Linked DNA regions of Homo sapiens: region 1 is linked to region 2. Evidence: read pairs that join two places in POLR2A ChIA-PET (ENCODE). Cell type or tissue: OCI-LY7. All regions are shown on one strand. Each heading gives the region's core, and the rest is flanking DNA. Links, peaks and the distances in the headings are about the cores only. Region 1 holds the start of LOC124904000 (a long non-coding RNA gene). Region 2 overlaps IKZF3 (IKAROS family zinc finger 3).

Region 1 (12,599 bases), core at 1,425-9,424, 190 kb after region 2:
AGCATCAACCTTGGTATTAGGCACTGTAAGGGATAGGAAGGGAGGATAATAAGTGATCTTTCTTTCTTTTCTTTCGTTTTTTGTTTTCTGAGACAGAGTCTCCCTCTGTCACTCAGGCTGGAGTGCAATGGCACGATCTTTTCTCACTGCAACCTCTGCCTCCCGAGTTCAAGTGATTCTCCTGCCTCAGCTTCCTCAGTAGCTGGGCAGGCGCCTGCCACCACATCCAACTAATTTTTTTGTTTGTTTTTTTGGTTCTTTTTTTTGAAACGGAGTCTTGCTCTGTCTCCCAGGCTGGAGACAGAGGTGCCATCTTGGCTCACTGCAACCCCTGTCTTTGGGGTTCAAGGGATTCTCCTGCCTCAGCCTCCCGAGTAACTGGGATTACAGGCGCCTGCCACCACGCCCAGCTAATTTTTTGTATTTTTAGTAGAGATGGGGTTTCACCATGTTGGCCAGGCTGGTCTCGAACTCCTGACCTCAAGTGATCCACCCACCTCAGCCTCCCAAAGTCCTGGGATTACAGGCGTGAGCCACCGCTCCAGGCCAGGTATTTCTTATTATTAGAGTATTTCAAAGAGATAAAGAATGTTGTGTCAGAAAGCTTGAGGGTGTATGTGAAGTCACAGAGCCCAGTAGCCAGGATGTAGACCCAGTCTTCCCAAATTCAAACCTCTGCTCCTACCTTCACACAACATCCACCTCCATGGTGTCTTGACAGGGAACGGGAGACGTGTGTTGATTAGGTCAATGTAGTAGGAGATTCATTTTATTTCTGTTCAGAAGTTCAGAGAAAGTCAGATTTGTTTTTGATCAAATAATGAAAGAGAAAGGGTCTTAAAGAAAAAGTTGGCTAGGTACAGGGCTCACACCTGTAATCCTAGCACTTTGGGAGGCTGTGGCAAGAGGATTGCTTGAGACCAACCTGAGCAACATATGGAGACACCGCCTCTGCAAAAATTAAAAACCTAGCTGGGCGTGATGGCATGCACCTGTAGTCCCAGCTACTTGGGAGGCTGAGGTGCAAGGATCACTTGGGCCCAGGAAGTCGAGGCTGCAGTGAGCCATGATCGTGCCACTGCACTGCAGCCTGGGCGACAGAGCAAGACTCTGTCTCAAAAAAAAACAAACATTAAAATTGAACTGGTCTTTGAAAGATGGGTAGGATTTTCACAAGGAGTAAAGGCTTTTCAGACACACAGGGTGCGTGAGCAAAATGTTAGATTGCTTACAATATGAGAGACACTAAAGTTTCTTTTGAAAATCACTAAAAATACTAGTAATTAACATATATAAAATGTGTCATGTACCATGAGAGAGGCTTTCAGGCATTTAAATCTCAGTGGCAGGAAGGCGTAGAGAGCTGGAAGAGAGGTCTCGGGCTGTTGGTGAGGGAGCGCAGGGAGAGAGAGGGCGGGAGTGAAGGCATGTTTGGGAGAAGGCCTGCAACCAGCCCTCTGCCCTCTGCCCTCACACACCTTTGCCGTACCCCTGTCACCACCCAGCTTACAGAATCACCTGGGGCTCTGATGAAGCTGTAGATTCCGATTCAGAGAGTCTGTGTTCCTAACAGGCCTTGGGTGATGCCAGTGCTGCTGGTGGCACAGAGCGCTCTGAGGAGGGCGGTGCTGGCTCATCCTGTTCAAAGCGGAGGTCAGCTAGCATTCATTCCTGCAGCCACCTTGTCTCTTGTAAACTTGAATGTCTCTCTCCGCCCATTTTCACCCTCCCTGTCTTTACTTAACACCAGCTTCACTACCTGTGTTTTCCATCACACTCCTTCCTCTCTCTTCTAGCCTTGGCCCATCACCTGTTTGCTTCAGTCTCCGGGAAGAAAACCCCCAGCCCTGCTGCTTCCTCTCTCAGGCGGCCGTTCCTGTCTCCCCTGGCTCCCTCCCCAACAGTGCACTGGCCAGCCCCTTCCCTCCAGTGTTCTCTCTGCTCCTTCTCACCACCTGGGCCTCAGCAGAGCACTCTGAGAGCTTCTCTGTCGATAGTAAAACCCTCATTCTCTCCTTGAGTGACCTTGTTTGCTTTCCCAGCTTCAGCGCTCGCCTGCATGATGCTCTTCAGCCTGTACATTACTAACTCCGTTACTCTGCTGGCACTGCCACCGCAAGGTCCCACAGACTTGGCGGCTTAAACAACCGAAATTGATTTCATCACAATTCTGGAGGCTCTAAGTCCAACAGCAAAGTGTGACACGATTGGTTTCTTCTGAGGGCCTCTCTCGTCTGCTTGTCGATGGCCGTCTCCTGGTGTTTTCACATGGTCTTCCCTCTGTGCGTGTCTGTGTCCTGCTTTTGTCTTAGAAGGACAATAGTCATGTAGGATTAGGGTCCACCCATATGACCTCACTTTACCATAATTACCTCTTTAAAGGCCCTGTGTCCAAATAGAGTCCCATTCTGAGGTACTGGGGTTTAGGTCTCTAACATGAACTTGAGGGGGATGCAGTTTAGCCCATAACACTAACTCTGACCCCTCTCACGAGCATCAGGCCTGCAGATCCAGCTCCCCCTCCCACTCCCCATGTCTCTCTCTACAGCGTGTCCCAAAGAGATCCCTCCTGGCCCCCTTACCATTCCTTCCTCCTGCTTTCCCGATCCAGATCAGGGCCTTGGGATCATCTCTGACTCTCCCCCATCCTCCTTCCCATCACTTGGTCGTCTGTTGAATTGTCTGCACATCTTCTGTGTTTGCCTGTTCCTTCATATTGCCAGTGCCATGGTTTGAGCCACTAACATTCCCAGACACTTCTGCCTGGTCATCTTCCTCTCCAGCAGCCCAGCTTACATTCACTTGCCTTACTAAGCAGAGCTCCAGCTCTGTCCTTCCCTTGCCTGGGAAGCTTCCATTGCTCCCCACTGCTGTAGGGTATCATAACGGTCTTGTGAGGTAGACAGGCTAGGTATTGTTATTGTTATTTGGTAGTTTTAGAGATGAGGAACTAAGGACCCAGTTGCTCAGTGTTTCCTAGCTAGTGAATAGAGACTAGACACCAAGTGTTCTACGTGCAGACTTTATACTGCTCAGCCTGGCACACAAAATGGCAATGGCATAGTCCCCAGACTGCGGTCCCAACTGTCTCTTTCCTAACAGCTCCCCAGGCACCCACACTTTTCTGCCTCTTTTTCAATCTGTACCCTTGACCCTCCTCCTTTTTCTGCTTTGTCAGACTCCTTAAGGCACTTCATAAATTAACCATTTCCAGGGATTTCCCCTCACACATGAGTTATTCCAGTGGACAGGGCAGCCTCATGGGTGCCTGTGGAGGGTGAAGGGTCTGCCTGGCCGTAGGTGTGATCACACACTCCCGTTGTAACCCCTGTCTCCTGTGACACTTGCTGCCCCACGATTTAGCTGCTTTGTGTTCCGTGCCTCCTGTTTGCTGGTGAACTCCTGAGTTGGGGGGCGTCATTCCCTCCACTGTAGTTCTTCCGCGATGCTGACTCCACCCACGGTCAGCACCACTCGGAAATACTTCACAGTCCTGTAGAGGAAGACAGGTCCAGGTTTCCAGTTACCCTTCTATGTCTGGATACTCTGCTCATTCACTGAAGCCAGGCCCCTTCCTGCACTTATGCCTCTACCCAGATAATGAGTTCTACCCACTGATGACCTCCTCTCCTCTAGTAACAGTCCGCCTCCCTAATGAGCATCTCTGGCTGACACACGTTCCGTTCTCCAGGCCTGTGAGCCCTGGTCCCTCGCTGTTGCTGAGCCACAGCACCCGCCCTTCTGGCCTCACTTTAGAGCACTGTCATTTCAGAGCAGACTACGCGCGGGGTGGCCAGGTGAAATGCAGCTGACGGCTCTGCGACCAAATGTGACCAAAGGGCCACATTCCCAGCACCCGGCTCCAAAGGCAGAGCTTGGATTCTATGCCCAGCACAGGTTTTCAGGGCTTCCTCCTCTCTCTGGGCCTAAACAGTGATCCCTTTCCCTGTTTCCCACTACATCTGGCAGAATTTAGGCCACATTTCATTTTCTTCTTCCGCCCATGGGGCTCCCTGCCCACTGTGTTCCCCTGTCACTCTGTCCAGGTGCACAAGCTTCTCATCGTGGTGGAGCTGTTGCTGGGGGAGATCCCTGACCGGCTGCAGTTCCGCCAGCCCTCCCTCAAGCGCTCACTCATGCCCTATTTCCTTCTGACTCAAGGTAAGGCTGGCTTCCCCACCCCAGAGCCCACTAGGCCCCCTTCAGTGGGGCCTCTTACATGCCTGTGCCTATTTGCATCATCCAATCTACTCCTGTTCTGCCTGCAGCTGTCAGGACAGGAAACCTAGCCAAGTTCAACCAGGTCCTGGATCAGTTTGGGGAGAAGTTTCAAGCAGATGGGACCTACACCCTAATTATCCGGCTGCGGCACAACGTGATTAAGACAGGTGTGGATCAGGATCTGAGGGGCTGTTGGAGGAGCAGAAGCCAGGCCAGGGCAAACCTAGTGGGTATCCTTGGGCAAGTGAAGGGTCTGTGTCCACTCTGCCCACCCCATCGCTCCTTCCTCTCCCAGGTGTACGCATGATCAGCCTCTCCTATTCCCGAATCTCCTTGGCTGACATCGCCCAGAAGCTGCAGTTGGATAGCCCCGAAGATGCAGAGTTCATTGTTGCCAAGGTGGGGCTGGTTCAGGAACCACAGTGACCAGGTTGTCACTTTCCTGCCAATCTCAGGAGGCAGGAGTGGGAGGAGTTTGGCCAAGGAGGGGAATAGGTAAAGCAATGGCATAGTCATTTCAGGGCGTGCCCGTCATTTGCAGTGAAGCCAAGAAGTTGCCAGAGAGAGCATGGATGTGCATGTGAGTGTGTGAGTGTAGGTGTGTGCACATGTTGAGTTTATGATAGTGCCTGTGAGTGTGAGAATATAAGGAGGGCAGAGGAATGGGATGGAACAAGATGTTCTCTGACTTAGAAGATGGGCGTGCTGGGCCAGGCGCAGTGGCTCATGCCTGTAATCCCAGCACTTTGGGAGGCTGACATGGGCAGATCACCTGAGGTCAGGAGTTTGAGACAAGCCTGGCCAACTTGGCGAAACCCCATCTCTACTGAAAATACAAAAATTAGCCAGGCCTGGTGGCAGGTTCCTGTAATCCCAGCTACTTGGGAGGCTGAGGCAGGAGAATCGCTTGAACCCGGGAGGTAAAGGTTGCAGTGAGCTGAGATCGCACCACCGCACTCTCCTGCCTGGGTGACAGAGCGAGACTCCATCTCAAAAAAAAAAAAAAAGAAGAAGCTGGGTGTGCTGGTGAACTTTCCTCTTTGGGGGCCTGCAGGCCATCCGGGATGGTGTCATTGAGGCCAGCATCAACCACGAGAAGGGCTATGTCCAATCCAAGGAGATGATTGACATCTATTCCACCCGAGAGCCCCAGCTAGCCTTCCACCAGCGCATCTCCTTCTGCCTAGATATCCACAACATGTCTGTCAAGGTGAGAAGCCCGTGGCTGCAGAGTCACGCCTGGCAGCAGCACACCCCTCCCTCCACACTCATGGATTCCTCAGAGAAGACTGGCTTAATTTGTGGCCCACGTCCCAGCCAATCTCTGTAAAATCACTGAGCTGCAGCACAGGGGGCCCAGAATGGGGAGGGGACTTGGCCATAGTTCCATAGCCAGTTGCCCTCTCCTATTGCGTTTAAGGGATGATGTGGTCACCAGGGAGGACCAGGCAGGGATTCAGAGGGCGGGGTTCTACATTTGGTTCCAAATTTGAGGCATTTAACTTCTCAAAGCTCTGTTTCTCCATCTCTGAAGCTGATAGGGAGGTGTTACCTGTCTTGCTTGCTTCACAGGGTTGGTAAGATTAAAAGAAGTCCCTGTATTGAGGCACTTAGCGAAGTCTAAATTGTAAAAAAGATGGCGCTGGTATCTAGCTCCACAAAAGGGTGAGCCCTTATCCTCAGTTAAGCACTGAGTTTGGCGCTGTTACTATTTGCTTGCCATGTTTTTTTCTGGTCTCCTCCGAGGAAACTAGGATATTGCTGCCTTGCTTAAAATCTGGCTAAGCCCTACTCCACGTGACATGCAAGGCCCTTTGTGACCTGGTCCCTTAGGTCAAGCCTCCCCTCCCACTCCTGCCCCACCACCCAGCAGCCAGCCCACTGGGTGCAGGCCAGGCCCCTCCCACATGGAATCCTCCACCGGGAAGGCCTCTCCCCGTTGCCACATCCACTGTGTTCCTCCTTTTCCTCCTCCCTGCCCAGTCAAGAGAGTTGGTCGTTTATTCCTCTTTTTTCAGCATTTCCCACAGGGCACTGTAATAATTCCTTTGATGCCTAGCCCCCCACTAGACTAACTGGAGAGGGGCCCGCCGCTTCCTGCCTGGTGTCTAGCTCACAGAGGGGACGCAGGGAGTGCAGGTTGCGTGAGTGCCTCACCTGCTTCCTTCCCTCGCTCATCTCCTCTCTTTGCTGTGCCCCAGGCCATGAGGTTTCCTCCCAAATCGTACAACAAGGACTTGGAGTCTGCAGAGGTAAGCTCTCTGCTTTCTGGGTGAGACCGAAAGGTCAAACTTCCACACAGAAGGGGAGTCGGGCGAGTGTCTGGAAGGGCTGAGCTGCTCTGAAGCTTTGGCCTCACTTGCCTCTCTCCCCAGGAACGGCGTGAGCGAGAACAGCAGGACTTGGAGTTTGCCAAGGAGATGGCAGAAGATGATGATGACAGCTTCCCTTGAGCTGGGGGGCTGGGGAGGGGTAGGGGGAATGGGGACAGGCTCTTTCCCCCTTGGGGGTCCCCTGCCCAGGGCACTGTCCCCATTTTCCCACACACAGCTCATATGCTGCATTCGTGCAGGGGGTGGGGGTGCTGGGAGCCAGCCACCCTGACCTCCCCCAGGGCTCCTCCCCAGCCGGTGACTTACTGTACAGCAGGCAGGAGGGTGGGCAGGCAACCTCCCCGGGCAGGGTCCTGGCCAGCAGTGTGGGAGCAGGAGGGGAAGGATAGTTCTGTGTACTCCTTTAGGGAGTGGGGGACTAGAACTGGGATGTCTTGGCTTGTATGTTTTTTGAAGCTTCGATTATGATTTTTAAACAATAAAAAGTTCTCCACAGTGCTTTGTGCATCAGTTACTATACTTCACTGCAGTATTGGCAGGCTCAGATTTTGGGTTTTTTGGCCTTAGAGTACTAGCCCCAGGTGTGTAATCTGAGGGCGATGGGTCTGCAGATGGGGAGGTGCCCAGGGGAGGATGAAGGGACCCTGACCTGGGGTCGGGGGCCTAGGTTTACTCTCTTTTCGTACTTGTGTGGCTTTGGTAAGGTCTTGTTAGGAAAGGTGTACCATGTGTCCATCACCAGCTGCAGACCTTCATCTCCCAATACACCTCATGGTGCTTCACGGTTATTGCAGTTTTTACAAATTGAAGGTTTGGCCAGGCATGGTGGCTCATGCCTGTAATCCCAACACTTTGGGAGGCTAAGGTGGGCGGATCACTAAAGGTCAGGAGTTTGAGACCAGCCTGGCCAACATGGCAAAACCCCGTCTCTACTAAAAATAAAAAAATCAGCTGGGCATGGAGGCAGGCGCCTGTAATCCCAGCTACTTGGGAGGCTGAAGCAGGAGAATTGCTTGAACCCGGGAGGTGGAGCATGCAGTGAGCCAAGATCTCGCCACTGCACTCCAGCCTGGGCAACAGAGTGAGACTGTGTCTCAAAAGAAAAAGAAAAGGACAAATTGAAGGTTTCTGGCAACACTGCATCAAGCAAATCTGTCGGTGCCATTTTCCCAACAGCATGTGCTCACTTAGCGTCTCTGGGTCACATTTTGGTAAATCCTCTCGATATCTCAAACTTTTTCATTATATCTGTTATGGTGATGTGTGATCGGTGATCTTTGATGTTACTATTGTCATTGTTGGGGCACCACAAATTGCACCCATATAGGATGGTGAACTTAGCCGGGCACGGTGGCTCGCGCTTGTAATCCCAGCACTTTGGCAGGCCGAGGCAGGTGGATCACCTGAGGTCAGGAGTTCAGGACCAGCTTGGACAACATGGGGAAACCCCGTCTCTACTAAAAATACAAAAAACAGCCGGGTGTGGTGGCAGGCGCCTGTAATCCCAGCTACTTGGGAGACTGAGGCAGGAGAATTGCTTGAACCCAGGAGGCGGAGGTTCCAGTGAGCCAAGATCGTGCCATTGCACTCCAGCCTGGGTGACACAGTGAGACATTGTCAAAAAAAAAAAAAAGATGGTGAACTTAATAAATGTCGAGTGTGTTCTCACTGCTCACACTGCTCACTCCATTCCCTGTCTCTCTCCCTCTTCTTGAGTCTCTCCATGCCCTGAGACACAAAATAATATTGAAATTAGGCCTGTTAGTAACCCTACAATGGCCTCTTAAGTGTTCCAGTGAGAGAAAGAGTCATTGGCCAGGCCTGGTGACTCACGCCTGTTATCCCAGCACTTTGGGAGGCCAAGGCTGGTGGACCCCTTGAGCTCAGGAGTTGGAGATCAGCCTGGGCAACACAATGAAACCTTATCGCTACAAAAAATATAAAAATTAGCTGGGCATGTGGCACGCACCTGTAGTCCCAGCTACTAGGAAGCCTGAGGTGGAAGGAGCCCTTGAGCCTGGGAGGTGAAGGCAGAGGCTGCAGTGACCTGAGATCCTGCCACTGCACTCCCACCTGGGCGACAGTGAGACCCTGTCTCAAAACAAGAAAACAGAAAAAGGGAGAAAGAATCACACATCTCTCACTTTCAATCAAAAGGTCAAAATGATTATGCTTAGTGAGGAAGGCATGTTGAAAGCTGAGAGAGGCCAAAAGTCAGGTCTCCTGCACCAAACAGGTAGCCAAGTTGTGAAGGGGGAGTTCTTTAAGGAAATTAAAAGTGCTGCTCCAGGTTGGGCACGGTGGCTCACAACTGTAATCCCAGCACTTTGGGAGGCTGAGGCGGGCAGATCACAAGGTCAGGAGTTCGAGACCAGCCTGGCCAGCATGGTGAAACCCCGTCTCTACTACAAATACAAAAACTAGCCAGGCATGGCAGTGGGCGCCTGTAATCCCAGCTACTCGGGAGGCTGAGATAGGAGAATCCTTGAAACCGGAAGGCAGAGGTTGCAGTGAGCCGAGATCACACCACTGCACTTCAGCCTGGGTAACAAAAGCGAAACTCTGTCTCAAAAAAAATGTTTTAAAAAGAGTTCGAGACCAGCCTGGCCAACATGGCAAGACCCCATCTCTACTAAAAATACAAAAAATTAGCTGGGCGTGGTGGTGCATGCCTGTACTCCGAACTACTTAGGACGCTGAGGCAGGAGAATCGCTTGAAGTGGGGAGGCGGAGGTTACCATGAGTCAAGATCGCACCACTGCACTCCAACCTGGGTGACAGAGCGAAATTCTGTCTCAAAACAATAAAAAATAAAAATGATAAATTAAATTAAAAGTGCTGCTCTAGTGGACACACAAATGATATGAAAGCAGAATAGCATTATTGCTGATACGGAGAAAGTTTGAGTCTGGAAAGAAGATCAAATCAGCCACAACATTCCTTTAAGCCAAAGCCTAGTCCGGAGAAAGGCCCTCACTCTCTTCAATCCTTTGAAGGCAGAGAGAGGTGAGAAAGTTGCAGAAGAAAAGTCAGAAGCTAACAGAGGTTGTTTTGTGAGGTTGAAAGAAAGAAGCCGTCTCTGTAACATAAAAGTGCAAAGTGAAGCAGCAAGTGCTGATGGAGAAGCTGCAGTAAGTTATCCATCAGATCTAGCTGATCTCACTGACGAAGGTGGCTACACTCAAAAACAGACTTTCAATGTAGACAAACAGCCTTCTATTGGAAGAAGATGCCACCTGGGACTTTCATAGCTACAGAAGAGAAGTCAATCCCTGGCTTCAAAGCTTCGAAGGACAGGCTGACTCTCGTTAGGGCTAATGCAGCTGGCGACTTTAAGTTGAAGCCAATGCTCATTTACCATTCCGAAAATCCCAGGGCTCTTAAGAATGATGCTAAATCTATTCTGCCTGTGCTCTGTGGATGGAACAACAAAGCCTGGATGACAGCCCATCTGTTCCCAGCATGGTTTACCGAACATTTTAAGCCACTGTTGAGACCAACTCCTTCGTCGGCTCTGTCGGCCAGGCTGGAGTGCCGTGGCATGATCTCAGCTCACTGCAACCTCTGCTTCTAGGTTCAAGCGATTCTCCTGCCTCAGCCTCCTGAGTAGCTGGGATTACAGGCATGAGCCACCGCACTCAGCCAAAAAAAATATTTTTTAAAGTTATTACTGCTGATTGACGATGCACCTGATTACCCAAGGGCTCTGATGGAGGGATACCAGGGAAATAATATTGTTTTCATTCCTGCTAACACATCCATTCTGCAGCCCATGGATGAAGAAGTAATTTCAACTTTCAAGTCTTTTTTAAGAAATACATTTTGTAAGGCTAGAGCTGCCATAGTGATTCCGCTGATGGATCTGGGTAAACTGAAAACTTAGAAAGCATTCATCATTCTAGATGCCATTAAGAATATTCATGATTAGGGCCGGACGTGGTGGCTCATGCCTATAATCCCAGCACTTTGGGAGGCTGAGGCAGGTGGATAAACTGAGGTCAGGAGTTTGAGACCAAGCTGGCCAACATGGTGAAACTCCATCTCCACTAAAAATAAATAAATAAATAAATAAATAAATAAATAAATAAATAAATACAAAACTTAGTCAGGTATGGTGGCACGCACCTGTAGTCCCAGCTACTCGGGAGGCTGAGACATGAGAATCGCTTGAATCCGGGAGGCAGAGGTTGCAGTGAGCCGAGATCGTGCCAATGCACTTCAGCCTGGGTGACAGAGTGAGACTCTCTCAAAAAACAAAAAAAGAATATTCATGATTAGGCCGGGAGTGGTGGCTGACACCTATAATTCCAGCACTTTGGGAGGCTGAGGCAAGAAGATCGCTTGAGCCCAGGAGGCCAAGAGCAGCCTGAATAACAAAGTGAGAACCCATCTGTATTAAAAAAATTTAAAAATTAGGCCGAGTGCAGCGGCTCACACCTGTAACTCCAGCACTTTGGGAGGATGAAGCGGGTGGATCACTTGAGGACAGGAGTTCGAGACCAGCCTGACCAACATGGTGAAACCACATCTCTACTAAAAATACAAAATTAGCCGGGCATGGTGGCGCTTTCCTGTAACCCCAGCTATTTGGGAGGCTGAGGCAGGAGAATCGCTTGAACCCGGGAGGCGGAGGTTGCAGTGAGCCGAGATCATGCCATTGCACTCCAGCCTGGGTGACAAAAGCAAGGCTCCATCTCAAAAAATTAACATTAGCAGGAGTTTGAAAGAAGTTGATTACAACCTTCATGGGTGACTTTGAGGGGCTGAAGACACACTTCAGTGGAGGAAAAAACTGCAGATGTAGAAATAGCAAAAGAACTAGAATTAGAAGTGGACCCTGAGGCCAGGCCCACTGGCTCACACCTGCAATCCCAGCAATTTGGGAGGCCAGGGCAGGAGGATAACTTGAGCTCAGAAGTTCCAAACCAACCTGGGTAACATAGCAAGACCTCGTCTCTACAAAAAAAAAAAAAAAAAAAAAAAAAGTGGAGCCTGAAGATGGGACTGAATTGCTGCCATCTCATGATAACATTTGAACAGATGAGTTGCTTCTATGGATGAGCAAGGAAAGTGGTTTCTTGAGATGGAATCTACTCCCGGTGAAGAGGCTGTGAACATTGCTGAAATGGCAACAAAGATTTAGGATATTACATATACTTAGTTGATAAAGCAGCAGCAGTTTGAGAGGATTGACTCCATTTCTTTCTTTCTTTTTTTTTTTTTTTGAGATGGAGTCTTGCTCTGTCGCCCAGGCTGGAGTGCAGTGCAGTGGCATGATCTTGGCTCACTGCAACCTCCACCTCCTGGGTCCAAGAGGTTCTCCCACCTCAGCCTCCCCAGTAGCTGGGACTACAGGTGCACGCCACCACGCCCAGTTAATTTTTTTCTATTTTTGGAAGAGATGGGGTTTCACCATGTTGGCCAGGCTGGTCTCGAACTCCTGACCTCAGGTGATCCACCCGCCTCAGCCTCCCAAAGTGCTGTGATTACAGGCGTGAGCCACCGCTCCAGGCCAGCATTGACTTCAATTTTGAAAGAAGTTCTACTGTGGGTAGAACGATGTCAAACAGCATCATATGCTATAGAGAAACCTTTCTAGAAATGGAGAGTCGGCCGGGCATGGTGGCTCACACCTGTAATGCCAGCACTTTGGGAGGCCGAGGCGGGCAGATCACCTGAGGTCAGGAGTTCGAGACCAACCTGGCCAACATGGTGAAATCTCGTCCCTACTAAAAATACAAAAATGAGACGGGCATGGTGGTGGGAGCCTGTAATCCCAGCTTCTTGGGAGGCTGAGGCAGGAAAATTGCTTGAATCTGGGAGGCGGAGCTTGCAGTGAGCCGGGATCGTGCCACTGCACTCCAGCCTGGGCAACAGAGGGAGACCCCATCTCAAAACAAAACAAAACAAACAAAAACACAAAAATGAAAAAAGAAAAGTCAATTGATGCAGAAAATTTCATTATTTTCTTATTTTAAGAAATTGTTTTCACCTGAAGGCACTAGGAAAAATAAAAACAAAAATAAGGAAAAAAAAAAGAAATTG
Region 2 (12,599 bases), core at 2,911-10,910:
GGGTTTCACCATCTTGGCCAGGCTGGTCTTGAACTCCTGACCTCGTGATCCACCCACCTCGGCCTCCCAAACTGCTGGGATTACAGGAGTGAGCCACTGCGCTCGGCCTCAACATTCCTTTCTAGACAGATTTAAGACACAGGTGGTCCAGGAGCGGTGGCTCACACCTGTAATTCCAGCACTTTGGGAGGCCGAGGCGGGTGGATCATGAGGTCAGGAGATCGAGACCATCCTGACTAACATGGTGAAACCCCATCTCTACTAAAAATACAAAAAAATTAGCCAGGCGTGGTGGTGTGCGCCTATAGTCCCAGCTACTCAAGAGGCTGAGGCAGGAGAATCGCTTGAACCTGGGAAGTGGAGGTTGCAGTGAGCTGAGATCCCACCACTGCACTCCAGCTTGGGTGACAAAGTGAGACTCCGTCTCAAGAAAAAAAAAAAAAGACATAGGTAAGCTATGCTTACTGCCTCTACAGCCTCAAAAAGGACTCAGAATTCTCTGTAATATGGCTTCCGCCTCCACAATTCACTTAATCTGCTCCCTTGAATATCACCAACCATAATCTCCTGATTCCTAGATTCAGAGCCTTTTTGTATGCCACTCTCTCCAACTTCTTTGTAATCCTCAACACTACTGACCACTCACCATTCCTTGTTCTTCTGCACTCCTATGTCTTTTCTTTCTTTCTTTTTTTTTTTTTTTGAGACAGAGTCTCACTCTGTTGCCCAGGCTAGAGTACAGTGGTGCGATCTCGGCTCACTGCAACCTCTGCTTCCCAGGTCCAAGCGATTCTCCTGCCTCAGCCTCCCGAGTAGCTGGGACTATAGGCACGTGCCACCACACCTGGCTAATTTCTGTATTTTTAGTAGAGACAGGGTTTTACCATGTTGGCCAGGCTGGTCTCGAACTCCTGACTTCAGGTGATCCACCTGTCTTGGCCTCCCAAAGTGTTGGGATTACAGGCATGAGCCACCGTGCCCGGCCCCTGCACTCCTATTTCTTCAATGAAAATGTACCTTCTTTCCTTGCCTTTCTGATTGCTTCCTTCTTGCCCCTTTTCTTCCCTCTGCATCCTAAATACTGTCCTTAACCTTCTTTTTTCTTCCCTCTACACCCCTCTTGTATGGCAATTTCATTCATTCTTAAGGCTTCGACTAACATCTTATATGATTAATTTCCATATATATAACTCCAGGTGTAACCTCTCTCCCTTTCTTTAGTCCTCTATTTCTGAAGGCTTCCTAGGTATCTTCCCAGTTACTCAGGCTAGAATCCTTAGAGTCATCTTTCCTTTCTCCTGATTGGGCCCCACATTCAATCATTCAGTGGTTCTATCTGTGTATCCAATCTCTAATCTGTTTCTCCACTCCTGTATTTTGCATGCCCATTACCTAATTCTCAGACCCTATGACTTTCCCACGATCTACTTATTGCTGTAGCCCCCGCACTGTTCTCTTTGGCTCCCTTCTTTCTCCTTTCCAGCCCGTCTTGTTTGTTGCTACAAGATTGCTCTTCCTAAATTCTACCTCTGGTCATGTCATAGCCCTGTCAAAATTCTTCAATATTTTCCACTGCCAACAAAATAAAGTCCAAACTCAGAAACAAATAATTTAAAAGGCCTTTCGGGATCTGGCCCCAACCTATCTTTGGCATATTAATTTTGACTAGTTAGATCTTTAACTAAAGAGCTTCTAAGTAGTCTTATTTCTACTGCCTAAAAGATCTTTCCCCAATATGGCCACAGGTCCAAGTCCTACACATCCTACGTATTTTTTTTTTTTTTTTGAGACGGAGTCTTTCTCTGTCTCTCAGGCTGGAGTGCAGTGGTGCGATCTCTGCTCACTGCAACTTCTGCCTCCCGGGTTCATGCCATTCTCTTGGCTCAGCCTCCTGAGTAGCTGGGACTACAGGCGCCCACCACCATACCCAGCTAATTTTTTGTATTTTTAGTAGAGACAGGGTTTCACTGTGTTAGCCAGGATGGTCTCAATCTCCTGACCTCGTGATCCGCCGGCCTCGGCCTCCCAAAGTGCTGGGATTACAGGCATGAGCCACTGCGCCTGGCCACTGTCCTACACATTTTTAAAGGTCAAACTAATATGCTGTCTCCTGGCTACTATGCCTTCTCTGATCAACCCAGCTGGAAAATAGCCTGCTCCTTCTTCCTGGGTTACTTATGAACTCACCTCCCCTAGTCTCCCCAATAAATATGTAAACTAGCTGAGGGCAGAAGCTATACAGATTGTGTGTGTGTGTGCGTGTGTGTGTGTGTGTGTGTGTGTTTAACTCAGTATTCCCTATGACACTGCTTAACCTGTATCTGTAAGACCAGAGGTTATGTGGTTTTAAAATAGAAAATTTGGGGCTCCTACCATAGATCTACTAATCTGGGGGTGGAGACTGGAAATGTTCATTTAAAACCATGCTCTCCAGATAAACCTTATGCACAATGGAGTTTGAGAGCCACTGCCTCGAGTTAGATGCAGTGCCCTACATAAAGTAGACATCCCATAAATTCCTGGTGTATGAATATATCATTGCATTAGCCTCCTAACTGGCCCACGGTACATGTGACCTCTGTTATACTGCATCCTATTGCCAGAATAATCATGCTGTAGCAAAGAAACTCTTATTTAAAACTTTCAATGATTTCATTTGCTTATAGAATAAAGTCCAAACTCCTTAATGAGGTATTCAAGCACCTGTCCAGAACTTGCCCCAGGACTACTTAATCATCTCATTTCTCAGTCTTCTTGAATCACCTTTCTCTCTATACTAGAACTTTACTATGCAAAGTGAGGTCCTTGGATAAGCAGTTCTGCAACCGCCTGGGAGCTTGTTAGAAATACAGGTGCTCAGGCCTCAACCTAGACCTACTGGACCAGAATTTGCATTTTAACAAGATCCTCAAGGATTCTTATGCACATTAAAGTCTGAGAAGCACAGCAGCAACATGACTAATCACAGTTCTTCAAGCCTCTTCTCCAGCCTTTCCCACACCTAAAATATCCTTCTACCATTTCAATAGTGTATTCAAACTTCCACATGCAGTTTAAATGCCACTTCTTCCATGAAGTCTTCCTTGATACCCTTAACTAGAAAAAAAATTATGTTTCTTTGTTCTCATACATCCGTCTTATTCTGCTTTATATTTAGTATGATATAATTACATTGCTACAGATCCGCTTTTATGTAGTTGATGTGTTCATAAAATGTTTCATGCAAAACCAATAACACTGTCCCGCTGATTAACATTCTACATTCAGAAATGTTTATTTTGCCCTGATTTCAGTTGTCAGTGACTGGCAACACCCGTTCATTTAATAAAGGCAGAAAATCTTAAAGACCTGGCAACAAATACTTGAATATATTTGGGGAACTGCCTGATAGTATCCTGAAGTCTTTTGTAAAGTGAATAAACCTTTTATAGTATGAATAATCTCATGTTTTGGTTTTGTAAATTCTAATCTTCTTATAATATATATCAGGTTTCTTAGACATACATCTTAAGTTGACACTTAGAAGACTATCAAGAAGCCTCATAGACACTGGTGAAAGTTTATTTCTTAAGTCAGGTGGTGGGTGTATGGATGTTTTCTTATTATTCTTTAATCTATACATGTAATTATACTTGCCTTTTTGTACATATGATCTATTTTATAATAAAAAAAGTTAAAGGCTTCCTGAATACCTTTTTTATAACTGAACTTGTGGAGAAAAGAATATACCAAACCACAAATTGCTGATAAAGGTAATTGCTATACATTCCCAGAGGCAGGGAAAAGATGTCTAAATTGAATCTAACCCATAGGAAATTAGATTAAACTAAACTTTCTAAAGGAGCTACTCTAGGGTACAATTGCTCCCATCTTTGTCTATGTTTTCAGGCCTCTTAGGAAGATGACACACACGAACACACACACACACCCCAGAGAGAATTTTGTAGGCTGAAGAGAACAAAGGTTTGGCTCACTGGGGCTGATGCACATGGTTTCATTTCCTGGGGTGATGGTTATCACATGAAAGGCTTGTACTCCAGAGCAGACATTTTTGGTTTCACCTGAGACACTGCAAAAACAATGGGTCCTGGAAAGGATCCAACATCTAAATCCTTCAGGGGCAATAGCAGTCTCAGCCAACTGTGCCTCAGTTTGTTTTTACAGGCACATAAAATGCTCAGTTGGAGAGAAGAACCTATCAAAGATGGCAAACAGAATAGACAACTTGGGTATCTTGGAGAGCATGTTGATACTAGGAATTTCCCAGTGGAAAAAAGAGATTCTGAATTTCCACCTTAAACTATGAGATCTCAGAATCCAACTCTACGAAGGACAAAGTTGGAAGTAATATCCTCAGGTCTGCCGGAGATATTGTGAGAAGGGACAAAACAAGATAGAGGCTGTTAGGGAAGGCACAAAAGGGTGATGTTATTTAAGTGTTTTACAAGGATCGGGGGTCATAACCATGAAATCTTCAGCAAATGCAAAAGTCAACTGGATAACAAAGAAGCTTAATCATCTTAATGTGGCATTTTAATGATGCCACTGATTTGCTATGCCAATTCAGAGATAATGAGGCCCTAATGCTACAGATGTTCAGCCAGGCTAAAAGAAAGGGGGTGGGGGGGGGCTTTTCTAGCACGCCATTTTCTAACTATCCAATTAAACAAATTGTGAAAGCATCTAAATAGTTTACCAGGTTTTGACAGCTGTTAATAGGATTTAGAAGCTTGAAGCACTAAAGAGCAAAATGGGAAATATATGTATTGTAGGTATTCAGTCTACAAAGTTTGTTACTGTCGCCCAATCTAGCACAAACAGATGAACTAGAACAGTTTTCCTTATAAAATTAATGTCTATACTTCTCTCCCACAATGACCTCTTTGTATTAGGAAGAAGAACACTGAAACGATGGGTCATTTTCATTTTCTAATTTACATTTTTGCATGTAAAGTAATGAGAGAGAGAAACCGATGATATTTTTAGAACTAAAGAGTAAGGAAAGTTTTAATATTTGCTAACCAGTAAAATTATAAAGCTTCAATGCAAACTAAACTTTTGGTCATTGATTTATAAAATCTATTATGTTTTCTTTTTTTCTCTTTTAAAATTTAAAATAATGGACGTCTGTTAATTTTGAAAATGCCTATTTTTAAATTAGGAAAAAACTGGAAAAGGTAAATCAGGCTAACAAGAGATGAAATACTGGCAGGGCGCAGTGGTTCACGCCTGTAATCCCAGCACTTTGGGAGGCTGAGGCAGGCGGATCACGAGATCAGGAGATCAAGACCATCAAGACATGGTGAAACCCTGTCTCTACTAAAAATATAAAAAATTAGCCGGGCATGGTGACGGGCACCTGTAGTCCCAGCTACTCGGGAGGCTGAGGCAGGAGAATGCTGTGAACCCGGGAGGCGGAGCTTGCAGTGAGCCAAGATCGCACCACTGCACTCCAGCCTGGGTGACAGAGTGAGACTCCATCTCAAAAAAAAAAAAAAAAAAAAAAAAAGAGAGATGAAATACTGATATCTCAATACAGGTTTGGATAAAATTCTATAGATTTAAGTTCTCATTGAAATACATTTTTGGCCAGGTGCAATAGCTTACATCTGTAACTCCAGCACTTCAGGAGGCAGAGGTGGGAGGATCGCTTGGGCCCAGAAGTTTGAGACCAGCCTAGGCAACAAAGTAAGACCCTGTCTCTACAAAAAATCAAAAAATTAGCCGGATGTGGTAGTGTGTGCCTGTTGTCCCAGCTACATAGGAGGCTAAGGCAGGAGATTCCCTTGAACTCAGGAGGTCAAGGCTGCAGTGAGCTGTGTTCATGCCATTGCACTCTAGCCTGGGAGACAGAGCGAGACCCTGTCTCAAAAAAAAAAAAAAGAAAAAAAATTAAAGTCATGAGAAAATAGCCAGGTATGGTAGAATACCTGGGAATAGCTGGGAATACAGCATGCCTGTAGTCCCAACTACTCAAGAGGCTGAGAAGGGAGGATCACCTGAGCCTGGAGAGGTCCAGGCTGCAGTGAGCTGTGATCATGCCACTGTACTCCAGCCAGCCTGGGCAACAGAATGAGACCTGTCTCAAAAAAAAAAAAAAAAAAGAATCTAAACTGGCCATCAGTAAATCACATCACTTCAAACACAAGAGCATTAGCATGTAAAAAGTTTCATTTGCAAAGGAACTACCCTCAATTTTACTAATAACATTAATTTTTGCCTTATCTGACTATCAAATAGCTCATTCATGGGCATAATAATAAAAATAATTTTGCTTAATAATTTCAGTGCAATTCTTTGCTTCCCCATTAGAAGAAGAGGAGATTTACTACTTTTACAACAGAAATACACTATACATCAGCAGTAGGTAAGGTTCCAGCTGCTCAGCTGGGCTAAGCTCTTCAAATGTCATGGGGCCAGGTATAATTCTTTATCTAGAATTGTGAGGACTGAAGGCCATGATGTATGAAAGGTCTTTCTAAACTATAAAGAGTCTACAAGTATATTGTTTCATTTCTGCCCATTATAACAATTACTTTTTCTATTGATTATTTTCATCTATGTATTAAACTCTTTTGTATTTATATTTTTGAGAAATAACTGCTACCCATCAAAAAACAATGGATGAAATACATTTAAAGAGGCTGAAGTTTTAGATGTTGCCTAAACAAGCATAGACTAAAGTAGTTACCTGGTAGAAACTTCATTTGTAAATCCGAAAGAAAAAAAACTTCCTTTTTCATTCAAAATTCCCTTGCATAGAATATTCACTCTATCTTTTTTTTTTTTTTTTGAGACAGAGTTTCGCTCTTGTTGCCCAGGCTGGAGTGCAATGGCGCGATCTCGGCTCACAGCAACCTCCACCTCCCGGGTTCAAGCCATTCTCCTGCCTCAGCCTCCGGAGTAGCTGGGATTACAGGCATGTACCACCATGCCCTGCTAATTTTGCATTTTTAGTAGAGGCAGGGTTTCTCCATGTTGGTCAGGCTGGTCTCGAACTCTGGACCTCAGATGATCCGCCCACCTCGGCCTCCCAAAGTGCTAGGATTACAGGCGTGAGCCACCGCGCCCAGCCACTCTATCTTTTTTAAAAACAGGAATGAAAAAGTTTAAAGCATGTTAAAATACAATTCTTAGTAAAATTCAAAAACTGTCATCCAAATACAATTGGCTAAAAAACATTCTGACTGTCACAATACCAAACTCAGGGTCACAGGTAAAGGAAGGAATGAAAAAGTCTTCTATATCCAGAGCATAAGTAGTTCTTGGTGTATATAGCATGTTTTGTGTTATATCACAATTAGTGTATTTATCTCCCATATAGACTAGGAGTATTTTCAAGGTGGGGACCAGGTTTAAATAATATTTGTGTCCCCAGAACCTAACAAGGGCCTCGTTACTTTAGAAATTGAATGAATGGGCCGGGTGTGGTGGCTCATGCCTGTAATCCCAACACTCCAGCACTTTGGGAGGCCAAGGCGGGCAGATTATTTGAGGCCAGCAGTTCGAGACCAGCCTGGCTGACATGGTGAATCCCTGTCTCTACTAAAAATACAAAACATTAGCTGGGCATAGTGGCACGCGCCTGTAATCCCAGCTACTCAGGAGGCTGAGGCAAGAGAATCGCTTGAACCCAGGAGGCAGAGGTTGCAGTGAGCCAAGATAGCTCCACTGCACTCCAGCCTGGGTGAGAGCGAGACTCTGTCTCAAAAAAAAAAAAAAAAGAAATTGAATGAATGAATGAATGAACTTCTTGGGCAGCCTGAACCAATTTAGTGATGATAACTAGGCCAGGCAGAGAAGAAGTAGTAGATCACAATAGACCCCTAACTTGTCTACAAGATTCTGATGCTGTCATGCAGTATGTAGTTTCTCTTAATGCATCAGAATAAGGTCCATGGCCCACAGTGATAGCCAGTCATCTAGTTGACTTCTTTGCCCATTGTGGTCTGGCTTCTGCCCTTCCTGCTCCACCATTTTGCAATAGGATGCCACTGGCCAGTCCCTGCTTTTTAAATCTCTTTCCTTGGCTTATTCTTTGCTGGTCCTACTCCTACCTCACTTATTTACTTATATCCTCTGTTTATTCCTCTTTCTCTATCTCCTAGATGTGAATTATTTCCTAGGGCCTATTTCTTGAAACTTTTGCCTTTTCACTTTACATACTCTGTCTCCTGATCCAAGTTTTTATTGCTGTTGACTCTCAAATTTTTATTTCCGGTAGACCTGGAAAGCCATAGACATATACTTCCTGACATGTACAATCACTTCCTGAATTTCCAACACTTATCTCACACTCAACAAGTTGCAAACAAGCTCCTTATCTCTCCCATTTCTTCTCCGCTTTTCCTATAATATTCCCCGTTGTCCTCTCTACATAGTGGCTGTTTGATGTCAACGTCTGTATATTATGCTGCTTCTATCAACATTTAGCACTGATACAGAGCTCAGTGACTACTTACCAAACAAACAAGGAAGTAAGGAAGGAAAGAAGATAAGAAGGAGGAAAGGAAAGCGTGAACAACTATACTATTATTTGCTTCAAGTACAAAATTAGGGTTGACAGTGTTTTTAAAAATTGTACAGATTGCAATTTTGCCTAAAGCTAGCATATTAGCCGAAGACAGAGGGAAAAAATAAATTGTTATTTCTAACTCAAGGTATAACAATCAGACCCAAAGCGTATAAAGGATTCTTGGATGAGAAGGAAATGAGTATAAGGATTAAGAATTAGAAGACTCTTGTTCTTTTTAGCATTACATTAAAATACAAAATAAAAATTAACATTTACCATCTGTAACATATTATTTAGACTTTTACCCATCTCTGGTTCTTCCCTTCCTTCTTCCCTGGTTCTCAAATAATGGAATTAGAGCACTGAGAAATAATAGAAGAAACTCAGCACTGACTTCTCCTGGGTGAATGTACAACATTAAAAGCACACAAGGGAATGAGCTATCTTGTCACTGGAACATGTTCATCCCTGGGGATAAAGTGTAACAACTGCTTAACAGCTGCCCAGTAACATACTTCAAGGCTGCAAGCAAAGATGCATCCTAGCTCTACTGGAAACTGCAGAGGGAATATTGTCTGGCAGAATAAAACTAGAATAGAATCTGGCCAACAAACTGCAATCTATGTCCTTTCTATTTCAAACAGCAGCTTCTAATGATCACAGAGAGGTTTCTACTAACAATATTCAAGTAATATTGGATGGGTATTGGTAATTACAGGGAAGGAACAATATGGTATTTAACTTATTTTTTTCCACTGAAAATAGAGTTGAATGACTTCTTTTTTTTTAAGTTTCTGATAAAAGAGCATGGGCTTTGGAGTAAGACAGAACCCAGGTTCAAGTTGTACTAACTAGCTGTGTGACCTCAGCAAGTAATTTGACTTCCGTGAATTTTCTCATTTGTGTTGCAGTAATGATAATATCTATACCTAATAGGGCTGTTACAGTAATGAAATTAAGCAAAATAATGTATATATAGGCGTAGCATAGTAGCTGGCACATAATATGTTCATGACCTTGAGACAGGCAAAGATTTCTTAGATACAGCACTGAAAACATGATTCATAAATGAAAATATCCTGCAACTCAGTAAGACAAATAATCCAATTTTAAAATGCACGAAAGTAGTCTTTAGCTTTTCTAAGGTAATAAATAAAATTTTTAAAACGCACAAAAGATGTGAATTAACATTTCACCAGGAAATTATATGAATGGACAACAGACCAATGAAAAGATGCTCATCATCCTCAGTCATTAGAGAAGTGTGAATTAAAACCATAATGAGATTCCACTTCACACCTGCTAGAATGGCTACTATAAAAAAGACACAATAAAGAGCGCTGGCAAGGATGTGAAGAAAATGGAACCCTCATCCGTTGCTGGTGGGAGTGTAAAATGATACAGTCATTTTGGAAAACAGTTTGGCAGTATGGTGGGCAGCCTTCTAAAACGGCTCCTAGCATTCACACCCTTGTGTAATATTCCCCTCCAGTGTGGGCTGGACCTAGGTGATTGCTTCTAATGAAAAAAACATGGAAAAGTGATGGAAGGTGTCTCTTCTGTGTTTAGGTTATAAAAGACTGTGACTTCCATCTCTCTCTCTCTTTCTCTCTGTGGTGTTTCTTGCAAGCTTCTCAGATGAAGTAAGCTGGAGAGCAAGGAGCTGAAGGCAGTGTCTGGCCAACCTCCAGTGAAGAAACGAGGCCTTCAGTCTAACAGCCTTCAGGAACTGAATCCTGACAACAACCACATGAGTGAGCTTGGAAACTGATCCTTCCCTAGTCAAGTCTTTAGATGAGACCACAGTTCAGGTCAGTATCTTGTTAGCAGCCTTGGGAGAGACTGAAGCAGAGGACCCAGATATGCTGTGCCTGTATTCCTGAGATAATATGTTTTAAGTTGCTAGGGTTTGGGGTCATTTGTCACACAGCAATCAATAACTAATATAGGGGTAGTTTCTTATAAAATTAAACATAAATTTACCATACAAGCCAACAATTCTAGGTATCTGCTCAAAAGCAGTGATAACCTATGTCCACATAAAGACTTGTACATAAATGTTCATAGAAGCTAAAAAATGCAAACAATTGAATGTCCACCAAACAGTGAATTGATAATCAAAATGTACTATATAAATACAATGATATTCTTTTTTTTTTTTTTTTTGACAGAGTCTCACTGTCACCCAGGCTGGAGTGCAGCGGCATGATCATGGCTCACTAGGCAGCCTCGACCTCCTAGGCTCAAGCAATCCTCCCACCTCAGTCTCCTGAGTAGCTGGGACTATTTAAATTTTTTTTTTTTTTTTTTTTTTTTTGTAGAGACGGGGCCTCTATATGTTTCCAGCTACTCGGGCGGCTGAGGTGGGAGGATCACTTGAGCCCAGGAGTTTGAGACCAGCCTAGGCAACACAGTGAGATCCCATCTCAAAAATTTTAAGAAAAAAGAAATAAAAGAAACAAACTACTGATACATGCAGCAACATAGATGAACTTCAAAAACATTATGCTAAGTAAAAGAAGCCAGAAACAAAATATTACATATGGTATTATTCCATTTATATGAAATACCCAGAAACAGTAAATCTTTAGAGACAGAAATAATTAGTGGTTGCCTGAGGCTGCAGGCAAGAATGGGGATCAACTACAAACAAGTACAAAGGGTTTTTTAGGGTGATGGAAATGTTCTAAAACATGGTGGTAGTTGTACAGCTCTGTAAATTTACTAGAAAAGTCATTGAATTGAACATTTAAAGTATGTAAATTATAACCACATTAAAGCTGTTTTAAAAAGAAATCTATACAGATAAACAAAACAAAATAAAATTGATAGCTCTGATACTGACTCTGATACTGACTCTGTCTCAAAATGGGAATGTTTAGCTACCCATTCACCAATGATTACAAGAAGCATCATGGTAAGTATAGTTTCTGAGCTATGATTACTTCCATATGACAAATGCTCAGAAGACTATTTTTAACTCCTTTTGTTCCTGTACAACTGATTTCATTCCCTTTCAACAAAATTAACAAGAATTAGCTTGTTGAAAAACACAAGGGCACCCGCTACTTGACAGTAGGAAAGGAAGGTTAAAAAATCAAGTATAAAAGAGTTGGCCTGATTGGACATTTCCCATACTTAGTTATTTTATTATCGATTTCAGACAAATACCTAACTACTGATTTTTGCTCTTTCTAAATTGGGCTAAAATTCATAAGGATCCAGATACATAAGGATATATTACTTCTTTGTTATATTTTGTGCTTTTATGGACCATACTGTCTCACTTTCTGTTCTGTTAATAATTTAGTGTGTTTTACTAGGCTGTGGTTATTAATTAGTTAATGAGCACTATCTCTGGACTGCAAAGCAGCAGTGATATAAATGCACCTGGGGAAGTTCACTGAGGGTTCATTCAGGAATGTGAGTTCTCTCGTAAGACAAAATAAGAAAATAAAGAATTATCTTTTCTTTACAGTCTGAGAGAGAGAGAGAACTAGTACAACCTGAAGGACTAGAACCGGAAAATCAAGCTGATGGTAAGTAAGGAATAGGTCATATAAAAATGCAAGAGAGAGTTCTGGGCTCCAAGTAATGAAAAGAGTAATAATGGACCATTAAGTAGTGTTTGTTCAAATGTCGGTGGATGGGAGGTATGACCACAGCCTAGGCTGACTTAACAGAAGTTAACAAAGAGCCTTTCCTATTTTCTCAAGGGCTGCTATGAAATTACTTAAGGAGTAAGAAAGGATAACAAAGGCCCTGGCTGAGATTTTTGCTTCTGTAGACGCAGGTGCAGAAAAGGCTGGTTCTAACACATCTTGTCAATGTCTTTAATGCCACCAGACTGATGAATATAGTGAAATATCTATCGTGATCCCATTTTTACTTATTCAGTTGACATAATTAGCAAATCTATTAAGGGTAAGGTCACAAATTATTTTTAGTTATTAAACCATAGGTCTCCATATGTTACTGTTTAGACAGTATCACCCAGTGCAGAATGTAGTTTTCAAGACTGTCATTCCTGCAACCTCAAATCTAGATCCAAATGCAGTCAGTTAAAGCAGATTTCAACCAGGCA

Evidence for each region. Peaks named below come from ENCODE experiments on the same cell type or tissue, not always from the same donor. Only the 100,000 strongest peaks of a DNase experiment are listed, where the experiment ranks them.
Region 1: POLR2A ChIA-PET joins it to region 2 with 6 read pairs; 2 of 35 experiments call an interaction of 5 or more read pairs at or near these places.

What each region holds. Positions count from the first base shown.
Region 1 is chr17:39,990,908-40,003,506 of GRCh38, forward strand. PSMD3 (proteasome 26S subunit, non-ATPase 3) reads left to right here. Exons shown (of 12, transcript NM_002809.4): 7 at 4,047-4,161; 8 at 4,269-4,388; 9 at 4,517-4,620; 10 at 5,276-5,431; 11 at 6,423-6,473; 12 at 6,597-7,052. The coding sequence ends at 6,674. LOC124904000 (a long non-coding RNA gene) reads right to left here and starts at 4,040. Exons shown (of 3, transcript XR_007065751.1): 1 at 686-4,040. RefSeq lists a silencer at 1,350-1,527. In OCI-LY7, for the core only: no CTCF peak of the experiment used is centred there; no DNase peak of the experiment used is centred there.
Region 2 is chr17:39,796,738-39,809,336 of GRCh38, forward strand. The region is part of intron 3 of IKZF3 (IKAROS family zinc finger 3); the gene reads right to left. Among named protein-coding and RNA genes, the nearest start is that of IKZF3, 61 kb to the right of the region's middle. RefSeq lists a silencer at 4,025-4,225. In OCI-LY7, for the core only: no CTCF peak of the experiment used is centred there; a DNase peak (open chromatin) is centred at 4,004; H3K4me3 peaks cover 2,050 bases; H3K27ac peaks cover 4,360 bases.